Linked DNA regions of Homo sapiens: region 1 is linked to region 2. A link is an interaction called in ENCODE POLR2A ChIA-PET data of the cell type or tissue named here. Cell type or tissue: PC-9. All regions are shown on one strand. Links, peaks and the distances in the headings refer to the core of each region. The heading gives the core; the rest is flanking DNA.

Region 1 (5,459 bases), core at 311-5,310, 350 kb before region 2:
CGGCTCACTGCAAGCTCCGCCTCCTGGGTTCACCCCATTCTCCTGCCTCAGCCTCCCTAGTAGCTGGGACTACAGGCACCTGCCACTGCGCCCGGCTAATTATTTTTGTATTTTTAGTAGAGAGCAAACCTTTACTTTTAAAGGCAAAAACCGCAACTACTTTTGCACCAACCTAATAAAAAGCACCCTGAGAAATGCGAATTTAACTGATCTTAGTGTAACTACACATTAGTTGTTGGTTTTTTAACATAAAACTTACTATTTTAACCATGCTTAGGTATACAATTCAGTAGCCTTAATTACATTCACAATGTTGTGCAGCCATCACTACTATTTCCTTTTTTTTTTTGAAACAGGTTCTCGCTCTGTCTCCCAGGCTGGAGTGCAGTGGCGCCATCTCGGCTCACTGCAACCTTCACCTCCTGGGTTCAAGCGATTCTCCTGCCTCAGCCTCTTGAGTAGCTGGGACTACAGGCACCCACCACCACACCCGGCTAATTTTTGTATTTTTAATAGAGAAAGGGTTTCACCATATTGGCCAGGCTGGTCTCCAACTCCTGACCTTGTGATCCGCCCGCCTCAGCCTCCCAAAGTGCTGGGATTATAGGCGTGAGCCACTGTGCCCAGCCCAAACCTTTTTTTATCACCCCAAACAGAAACTCTGTACCCGTTAATAACTCCCCATTCCTCCCTCCCTCTAGTCCCTGGTAACCTGTAATCTATTTTTTGTCCTTATGAATTTGTCTATTCTAAATATTTCATATAAGTGAAATAATATTTATCCTGTTTGTGTCAGACTTATTTCACTTAGGATAATGTTTCGTGCTTCATGCATGTTGCAACATGTGTCAAGACTTCATTCCTTTTCATGGCCCAATTTCATTATTTTACATGTGACTACTCAGTTGCCCCAGCACCACTTGTTGAAGACAGTAAGTTTTTTTTCATAATTGATTTTTTCACATTTACAAATAACATTACAATAAATATCTTTTTCAACCTATCCCGTATTTTTCCCTAAGAAAAATTCCTATAATTGCTATCCCCAAAGAGATGCACTTTTTGAAGGCTTTTGATACACACTACCAAACTTCCTCATTAAAGGACAATAGGACTCCACCACAGTAAATTCAAACACCACTTTCCCCACTCTCAACAGCCTTGTATATTATTTAAAATTTTAAAAATTTCTGCTAATCAATGTGGCATGGGTGTATTCCAAATCAAGTTGAAGGGTCCAGGTGCGGTGGCTCCCGCCTGTAATTCCAGTACTTTGGGAGGCCAAGGCAGGCAGATCACTTGAGGCCAGGAGTTTGAAACCAGCCTAGCTAACATGGAGAAACCCTGTCTCTACTAAAAATACAAAAGAATAAATGAGCATGGTGGCATGCGTCTGTAGTCCCACTCAGAAGACTGAAGCACAAGAATCGCTTGAACTGGGAGGTGGAAGCTGCAGTGAACTGAAACCACACCACTGCACTCCAGCCTGGGTGACACAGCTAGACTCTGTTAAAAAAAAAAAAAATTTGAAGTTTTAGCTGAACTTCCTTCTTCCTTCACAGCCCTACCATGCTGGCCTCAGTACCATCCTTTCCAAAGACCCCACTCTTATAGAGTTTAATGTAAGTCGAGTTAAGGAAGCAAACTAAACCCTTCCTCTCAGAAGAGGGAGACTAGAAATGGAAAGTATAATTAGGTTCCTCTGCTGGATAATGTAATTTTAAAGTATTTCCTTTCTCAGAACAAAGTCACAAGCCAGCTACTTGCAACTTTCAAGTTTGTCTGTTTTTGTTGGTGTTCAATGCAGAGTTACCAAGCACAAGAGCCATGCCAAGAAATAAACCAACTTAACGTACCAACTTAACGTCAGAAGGCTTTTCTTATTGCCATATAATAATTATCAAGGAAAAAGAAAAAGCTCTTTTACTGGTAGTCTGCTTTTTAGTGTGAATTGAGCACTTCTGAATTTGTATTGGGATGATGTTTTTATAGTTGATGTAGCTTTTGGCCATGTCTCTCTTGCTTCTCTGAAACAAACATACCAAGCGTATCTTTGTTTTGTCTCAAGTTGTTGTTACAGTACAATGAAAATTTTATGGTGAGTGCTGTGTCAGGGGGAACTTGTTATTAATATGGAAATCCTGAGAGGATCATTTATTCACACAAAACAAGAAACCAGGGGGAAATTAGCTTTCCATATTTCATCATAAATCATTCATAATTCAGAAAAGAGAGGAAACTATTGATGAAGCTAAGTAAAATGAGTTTCTTGTTGCCAGAAAGAATAAAAATATTAGGTATAAAGCTCTCTAATTTCCTAAATATTTTAAATGCCACCATGACTTTTACTGTCATACTAGCAAAGATGAAGGCAGATGTTTTCAGAGAATCCATAAAATTTTTAGAGGCAGAAGGGACCTTATAAATAACTAGTCTGATCTGTTTTACATATTGGATTCCTGAAGCCCAGAGCAGTGAAGTGACCTGCCCAAAGACCCACATAGCTAGTGGCAGAACTGGAGCTACAAGTCAGATCTCCTGACTCCTATACTTACTAATAATGTAGTTTGGTCACTCTCCCAAAAGGCTGACATGAGCATTTATGTTACTGATTTACTTTGCTGTCAGTAAAGCCACAGAAATCTCCAACTGCACATATGTAGCTGTTGGACAACTTATAGGATTTAGTTAATGACTGTATTCATTTAATGCATTTCTTCTGAGAGACCATGGTCATCAAGTCTCCCTTTAGTAAGGGGGTTGAGCAAGTTTCCGGGATTCCTATATGATGTATGATTCTCTCCACCTATACGTTATAGACACTTGTGGAAATCAATCTTGTTTACCCTTGGGTTAAGAACTACATTGTAAGAAATCTGCGAGACATTACGGAATTTCAGGAAAACGAAGTTACGTATTTGCTGGGGTACTTATGGTTCCCTGACCTTTTCTAAATGCACAATTGTAACTATCCAACAGTGAAGTCTACCTATATGATAGATTTTTCAAGCTCGACTTTTAAGATCTAAAATATTTAAAAACACTTCAGGCAAATTGTAATTAGTTTTCCCCACAGATACCTAAGTATCATACATGCATTTTCATCTTGGATATTTATATATAGCTGCTTCTAGGTGAATTTTCAAAATTCATTTAGGAGATGAGATTAAATATATCCTGTAGTGGGAGTACTAATAATTCCAGGAGTAGGGACAAAGATTAATGCAGAATTAGAACCTTAACTCATGTGCTTTTAATAGCTCATTTGATTTGTCTCAATTCTAAAGAGCCAATGAAACAGGCCACCTAAATACAAACTCTACACTCGTCCCCCCTTTTAATGTTAGAGACTTCTAAATATTAGAGCTGTCCAACAATACAATGAACTGTCTTGTGACAGAGTCCATTCATTCTTACAAGATTTCAAACTAAGGCTAAAAAATAACCTGTCTGGAATTCTTAAAAGGATTTCTGCATTGAGAGGTAGATTCAAAGACTTCTAAAATCCCTGAATACTAAGATTACATGATCTCAGTATTATCTTTATATCCTATTTTTACAGTAAAAGTGTCTTTTCTTATGTGTATCTATAGTCATGTTATGATAGACTATCTTGTATCATTATTTTTGTATTTAGTTATCCTACTTGAAGACAGATAAGGTATCTCACTCATCCTCATATATCATAAAAGTTTTAGTACAGTTTCTTGTACACAGAAAGTATTCATTAGATATTTATTGAATATATTTAAAATTATAAATGTTATTGGTTGATTTAGTAATTATAAATTTTAAAAACCATATATATATTTTCCTGATCTGAGGACCCAACTCATTACTACAGTGAGTTTTCATGTTGAATATCAGTGAATCATTAGGGTAAATTTGGAGCACTGCTCTTTTATAAGATTATAAGTAAAATAGGAATACTTGATTGAACACATATCTAAGGTTTAATAATGATGCTTTATAGTCACCTCTTGTTCTCACATTTTTAAGACGAGTTATAGGAGAGACAATTTTAAAAAACTAATTTAGGAAAGATGAAACAAGCAAAATCAAAATTCTAAAATTATACCATTGTGTGTTAAATTGTGTCCTCAAAAAGGTATCTTGAAATTCTAACCCCCAGGACCTGTGAATTTGACCTTATCTGGAAACAGGGTCTTTGCAGATATAATCGAATTAAGATGAGGTCATATTGGATTAGGGTGGGCCTTAAATCCAATGACTGGTTATCTTTATAAGGCCATATGACGACACAGGACACAGAGAGAATCACAGGATTCTCTCTGAGGCAGAGATTGGAGTGATGTATCCGTAAGCCAAGGATTGCCAGCAACCACCAAAAGCAAGGAGAGAGGCAAGGAATGGATTCTCCCTCAGAGCTTCCGGAGGCAACCAACCCAGGTGACTCCTTGATCTTAGGCTGGTAGCCTCCAGAACTGTGAAACAATAAATTTCCATTGTTTAAGCCACCCAGTTTTTGATGCTTTGTTATGGCAGCCCTGGGAAACTAATGCATGTCCTTCACTATAGAAAACTGATATGATAATTCTTCAGCATGTTTAGGAAGACAAAATATAGCCTTACCATAATTTTTTTTTTCTTTGAGACGGAGTCTCACTCTGTCGCCCAGGCTAGAGTGCAGTGGCGTGATCTCGGCTCACTGCAACCTCCGCCTGCCGGGTTCCAGCGATTCTCCTGCCTAAGCCTCCTGAGTAGCTGGGATTACAGGTGCCTGCCACCACGCTCAGCTAGTATCTTGTATTTTTAGTAGAGACAGGATTTCGCCATGTTGGCCAGGCTGGTCTCGAACTCTTGACATCAGATGACTCACCCACTTCGGCCTCCCAAAGTGCTGGGATTACAGGTGTGAGCCACTGTGCCCGGCCGCCTTACCATAATTTAAAAAAATCAAACACAGAATAGCAAGTAAAAGTTACAATCATTTTGGTCTTAAAATCAACAATAAATGGAAAATCATTTTAGAAATGGATCCTCCCAATACACAAGCTCAAAAGGTAACAGAATGGAGAACCAACTATGGAATCCCTGAGTCTGAGCATATTACAGTGAGTTGTGGTATCCTAGTGTACAGCTAAATCAACTAACTGAATAAAAACTAACTGAATAGGGCTGGGTGGGGTGGCTCATTGCCTGTGATCCCAGCACTTTGGGAGGCCGAGGTGGGTGGATCACCTGAGGCCAGGAGTTCGAGACCAGCCTGGGCAACATGGCGAAACCCCACCTCCACTAAAAATACAAAAATTAGCCGGGCATGGTGGCATGCGCCTGTAATCCCAGCTACTCGGGAGGTTGAGGCAGGAGAATTGCTTGAACCTGGGAGGCGGAGGTTGCAGTGAGCCGAGATCATGCCACTGCACTCCAGCCTGGCAATAGAGCGAGACTCCGTCTCAAAAAAAAAAAAAAAATAACTGAATAGAGGGAAAGGAATT
Region 2 (5,459 bases), core at 120-5,119:
TTTTCTTTCTTTCTTTGTCCGAGTTTCACTCTTGTTGCCCAGGCTGGAGTGCAGTGGCGTGATCTTGGCTCACTGCAACCTCCACCTCCCAGCTTCAAGCGATTCTCATGCCTCAGCCTCCTGAGTAGCTGGGATTACAGGCGCCCACCACCACGCCCGGCTAATTTTTTGTATTTTTAGTAGAGACGGGGTTCTGCCATGTTGCCCAGGCTGGTCTTGAACTCCTGACTTCATCCATCTTTCTCGGCCTCCCAAAGTGCTGGGATTACAGGCGTGAGCCACCATGCCTGGCCATCAGTTCATAGTACTTTCAAATATCCCTTTTGATTTCTTCTTGATGCATAAATTTTTTAGAAGGCATATTAATTTCCAAATATTTGTGTATTTTCCAGAGATACATTATTGGTTTCTAATTCAATTCCATCATGGTCATGGAGCATACTTTATATGATCTGAATCCTTTCAATGTGTTGAGACTTGCGGTGACCCAAAATATTGTCTATCTTGGTAAATGTTCCATGTGCACTTGAAAAGAGTATGTTTTCTGACGTTCTTAGTTGGAACATTCCACAAATGTAAATGAGGTCAATTTGGTTGATAATGTTGTTCAAGTCATATATCTTTACCAATTTTCTGTGTACTTGTACTACCCTGATTTTCATAGAGGGATACTGAAATCTTCAACTACAGTCATTAATTTGTCTACTTTCTCCCACGGTTCTTTCATTTATGCTTCATGTATTTTGATGCTCTGTTAAGTACATAAGTGTTTAGGATTATTATGTCTTCCTGATGAGTTGACCTCTTTGATCAATGTAAAATGACCCTTTTTTCCTAGCAGTAATCATTGCTCTGAAATCTACATCATCAGTTCTTATAATGTCACTCTAGTTTTCTTTTGATTTTTGTTAGCGTACATCTTTTTCACTCTTTTAATATTCTTAGCTAAAAAAAGGAAGAAGCAGAGCAGTTGTATAGTATGCTACTATTTGTGTTACAAGGCAGAAATATGTATGTACATATCTACTTGCATATACATAAAATAGCTCAGGGAGTGAGGAAACTAAAATTATCTGTTGGCTGTTGGGAAGTGCACTGGTTAAATGGAAAAAAGGGATGAGAGGAAAATTTCACTGTATACGCTATCATAGTTTTTAAATTTAAGGTTATACAAATATATTTCAATTATTCAAATATAATTTTTCAATTATGCAAATTATACTAATTTTTTAAATTCAAACATTAAAAAATAAAAACAAACAGATAACTCTCTAATAAAAAGCATTATATCAGAAACAGAAAAATAATCATCAAGCAAATAGCATATGAAAAAGTTACCATATCCAGGCACAGTGGCTCACGCCTGTAAATCCAACACTTTGGGAGGCCAAGGAGGGCAGATTGCTTGAGCTCAGGGGTTTGAGACCAGCCTAGGCAACACGGTGAACCCCGTCTCTACAAAAAAAAAAAAAAAATACAAAAATTAGCTGGGCGTGGTGGTGCATGCCTGTAGTCCCAGCTACTTGAGAAGCTGAGGTGGGAGGATGGCTTGAGCCTGGAAGGCAGGGGCTGCAGTGAGCTGTGATCGCTCCACTGCACTCTGGCCTTGGAGACAAAGTGAGACTCTGTCTCAAAAAATAAAAGAAACAGCTACCTGCCTCATTCAGTGAGTGTATTAGTTTTCTAGGGATGCCTTAACAAGTACCACGTGCTAGGTTCTGGCTTAAACATGAGATTTGTTTTCTCACAGTTCTGGCGACTAGAAGTCCAAGATCAAGGTGCAGGCAGGGTTGGTTTCTTCTGAGGTCTGTCTCCTCGGCTTGTAGATGACTGGCTGTCTTCTCCCTCTGATTGTGTGTCTGTGTGCTAATTTCCTTTTCTTATAAGGATACCAGTCATATCGGATTAGAGTCCACCCTAATGACCTTATTAATTAATTTACAATGACCTCTTTAAAGACCTATCTTCAAATACAGTCACTTTCTGAGGTACCATGGGTCAGGACTCCAACATAGGAATTTTGAGAGGACACAATCATCCCATCACAGTGAATCACCAGAAAGATTTACACAACTCAAGATCAGTTTATACTAATAGCTAAGAGGTAGTAATAGCAAATGATACAGAAAAGAAGGGAGCTGGAAAAATATATACATCAGGCATGGTGACTCATGCCTGTAATCCCAGCACTTTGGGAGGCCAAAGCGGGAGGATTTCTTGAGGCTAGCAGTTCAAGACCAGCCTGGCCAACAGAGTGAGACCCTGGTCTCTCTTTAATATACATACATATACATCGGGGGGTCCAGAGAAGCCCAGCACAGGCTTCCAATGTCCTTCTTCATTTAAGAAGAAGCCACACAGGATGTGATCTATCCCTCTCGAGCAGCAAGCCACAGAGCATGGACAGAATGTCTCTGCCCAGGGAAGCCTGTTTGGAGTTTCAGGGTCTGAGAGACTCACATAGGGGCTGGTCACACACATACAACCTGCTAGCAACTGGCCATGGCACCTGAAACTCAGGACCCCAAGCATGGATCCGGGTTCACACACGTCATCGATCTTTGCACAAAGCAACCCTGACAAGCTGGTATGGTATGTTCCATCACTCCAGGTGTACATAACAAAATCACGAATCAGTAAAAGAACACTCTGAGGGCCACATTCCCGGGGGATAGCTAAGGGTGAGTCATGGTTCCCTTGGAGACGTGAAAGAAATAACAGAGCTGCTATGTTACCTCTTTGCTCAGAAAACCCAACCGGGAGATTTCTCTATTCCTAACTCCCATCACTTACGAACGGGAGTTGAGGTACAGGTTTTAGGGATAGGGAAGTGAGGGGGTGAGGGAGGTAGGGATTGGGCACCATTTGGCCTACAAATTACATATATCCAGGAATCGTGTTTTAATTGAAATTATCATCTTTACCATGAAAAATGGATACCTCTGCTTTTCTGGGCTTTTTTCCTAATTATGTCAACCTTCCCAGCTCTTGGAACAGAATGCAAAGTCCTTTGCATGATACACAGAGCCCCATCTGATCTCCCCACTCCGGGATCTCCCTGCCCTCATCTCCATGGCCTTCTTGCTTCATGTCTCTGCTCCAGCCATGATGGCAATCCTGAGGTTCCTCACACACACCAGGCCCCTACCCACTTCAGGGCCTTGGCTGTCGCTGTTCTGTCTGCCTGGAGTGTTCTTAGAAATCCTCTTCACTGTCCCCTCATCTCCTGCATGTCTCTCCTCAAAGGTCACCTCATCGGAGGCCTCCTGGCCACTGTATCTAAAACAGCAGCCCTTGCCACTCTCTGCGCCCTTTCCTCAATCCTCAAACCTGACAATATATCGTTAACCTGAATATTTAATTATTTTTTACCTGTTCCTCCTCCAACTCCCAAGCAGAATGCCTGCACCATGGGGGTAGGGACAGTTTCTGGTTCACAGCGAGGTCCTGAGGCCTAGCACCATGCCTGGCTGAGTGAGTGCCTACTGAGTGAATGAATGAATTCGATCCAGACAGACACTGGGTGGAGGAAGGAAAAGATTTAGGACAGAATAAGATTCCCTATTTTTAGCTCCAGACTACAGAGGAAATAACTCAACTAAACTGTTAACTTTTCTCTCAGGATTCACATATGCTAATATTATATTTAACATAAACTTTCTTTTAGAAAGGTGATTCTTGCTCCCCTTTAAGGGGCTAACACTCTAACAGTTTATTTATTTCTTTATTTTTTCTGATGACAAGTAACATATTTGTAAAAGAAAATTAAACAATGCAGAAAGGAGTAAAGTAGAAAGTGCAAGTCCTTTGGACTGGAGGTTGGGGGAGAGGAAGAGCTGGGGCTAACGCATTTTGAAGGGGACAGCTGTCACATTGTTGGCATCATGGCAGCTGTGTCCATAGGGCTCACCAAAATGTCCCCCTGGATAAAATGGCCACATCAAGCTGTCTTCTTGCTTTGCTGTTTATGTCCTTTGCCTGTGTTTTTAGGAAAATGTCCTCGAATGTGTATTTTTTTAATTTTTAAAGTTTTTGTTATATTAAAAAAGTCTTTTGTCTGTCCAACAAATTACTAATTCTTTTCTCCAAATTATTGCTTGACCTCTAACTTTGTGGTGCTTTCCACCATTCAGAAGTGATTTTATTTTAATTGTTATTTTTTTTGAGACAGAGTCTCACTTTGTCACCCAGGTTGGAGTGCAGTGGCATGATCTTGGCTCACTGCAACCTCTACCTCCCAGGTTCAAGTGATTCTCATGCCTCAGCTTCCTGAGTAGCTGGGACTACAGGCATGCCACCATGCCTAGCTAATTTTTTGTATTTTTAGTAGAGACAGGAGGTTTGCCATGTTGGCCAGGCTGGTCTTGAACTCCTGGCCTCAAGCAATCCGCCCACCTCGGCTTCCCAGTGCTGGGATTACAGGTGTGAGCCACCGCGCCCGGCCACAGAAGTGATTTTTATCGGATAGTGAATTCTGTCAATTCTTTGCCTTTATTGTCTCTGCCTTTGGTATCATGCTTAGAAAGGTCTTCTCCCAGCCGGGCACGGTGGCTCATGCTGGTAATCCCAGCACTTTGGAAGGCCAACGCGGATGGGATCACGAGGTCAAGAAATTGAGACCATCCTGGCTAACAGGGTGTAAACCCCATCTCTACTAAAAATACAAAAATTAGCTGGCCGTGGTGGTGTGCACCTGTATAGTCCCAGCTACTCGGGAGGCTGAGGCAGGAGAATCACTTGAATCCAGGAGGCAGAGGTTGCAGTGAGCTGAGATCACGCCTCTGCACTCCAGCTTGGGGACAGAGCAAGACTCCATCTCAAAAAGAAAAAAAAAAGGTCTTCTCCCTGCCTCCCCCCAGCCCCCGCCCACCCCCGGATTAGAAAAGTGTTCACCTAAATTTGCTTCTAGTATTGTCATGGTTTGATTTTGTTTTTCATTTAAATTTTCAAGGCACCTGGAATTATTTGGTGATAATAGACATTTATAGAGTGCTTATGATGTGTCAGGTTCTGTTCCAAGTGCCTTATATTGATCATCTTATTTGAAAGCTGGTAGAAACCGTGTTTTCACAGGTGAGGAAACTTAGGGACAGGAGGTTGGGTACTTATCCAAGACCATACAGTTGGTGAAACCTGGTCCATCTAATGCTAAAGCCTACACAGCGTTCTTGTAAGGATTAGAATTGGTGTATGTAAAGTTTCTGGAATATAGGAGGCAGTCAACAGATGATAGAGTTTAATATTATTGCATAGTTCCCATAAATATAATTTTTGATGGCTGTATATTATTTTTCAAAATGGTATCTTTTAAAGTTCAGTTTATTTCTAAACTATTATTCCTTCACAAGTATGAAAAGCCTTTAGAATTCCATGGGAATAAATGAAATCTTTATGTCAAGAAAGTGTTCTCATAAACAGGGAGGGGAACAACACACACCGGGGCCTGCTGGGGAGCCAGC

Evidence for each region. Peaks named below come from ENCODE experiments on the same cell type or tissue, not always from the same donor. Only the 100,000 strongest peaks of a DNase experiment are listed, where the experiment ranks them.
Region 1: POLR2A ChIA-PET joins it to region 2 with 5 read pairs; 2 of 35 experiments call an interaction of 5 or more read pairs at or near these places.

Annotation. Positions count from the first base shown.
Region 1 is chrX:134,856,165-134,861,623 of GRCh38, reverse strand. It overlaps a transcript of PABIR3 not described here. Among named protein-coding and RNA genes, the nearest start is that of PABIR3, 52 kb to the right of the region's middle. In PC-9, for the core only: no CTCF peak of the experiment used is centred there; no DNase peak of the experiment used is centred there.
Region 2 is chrX:134,509,931-134,515,389 of GRCh38, reverse strand. No RefSeq gene overlaps it. Among named protein-coding and RNA genes, the nearest start is that of MIR450B, 28 kb to the left of the region's middle. In PC-9, for the core only: no CTCF peak of the experiment used is centred there; DNase peaks (open chromatin) are centred at 2,099 and 2,629; H3K27ac peaks cover 955 bases.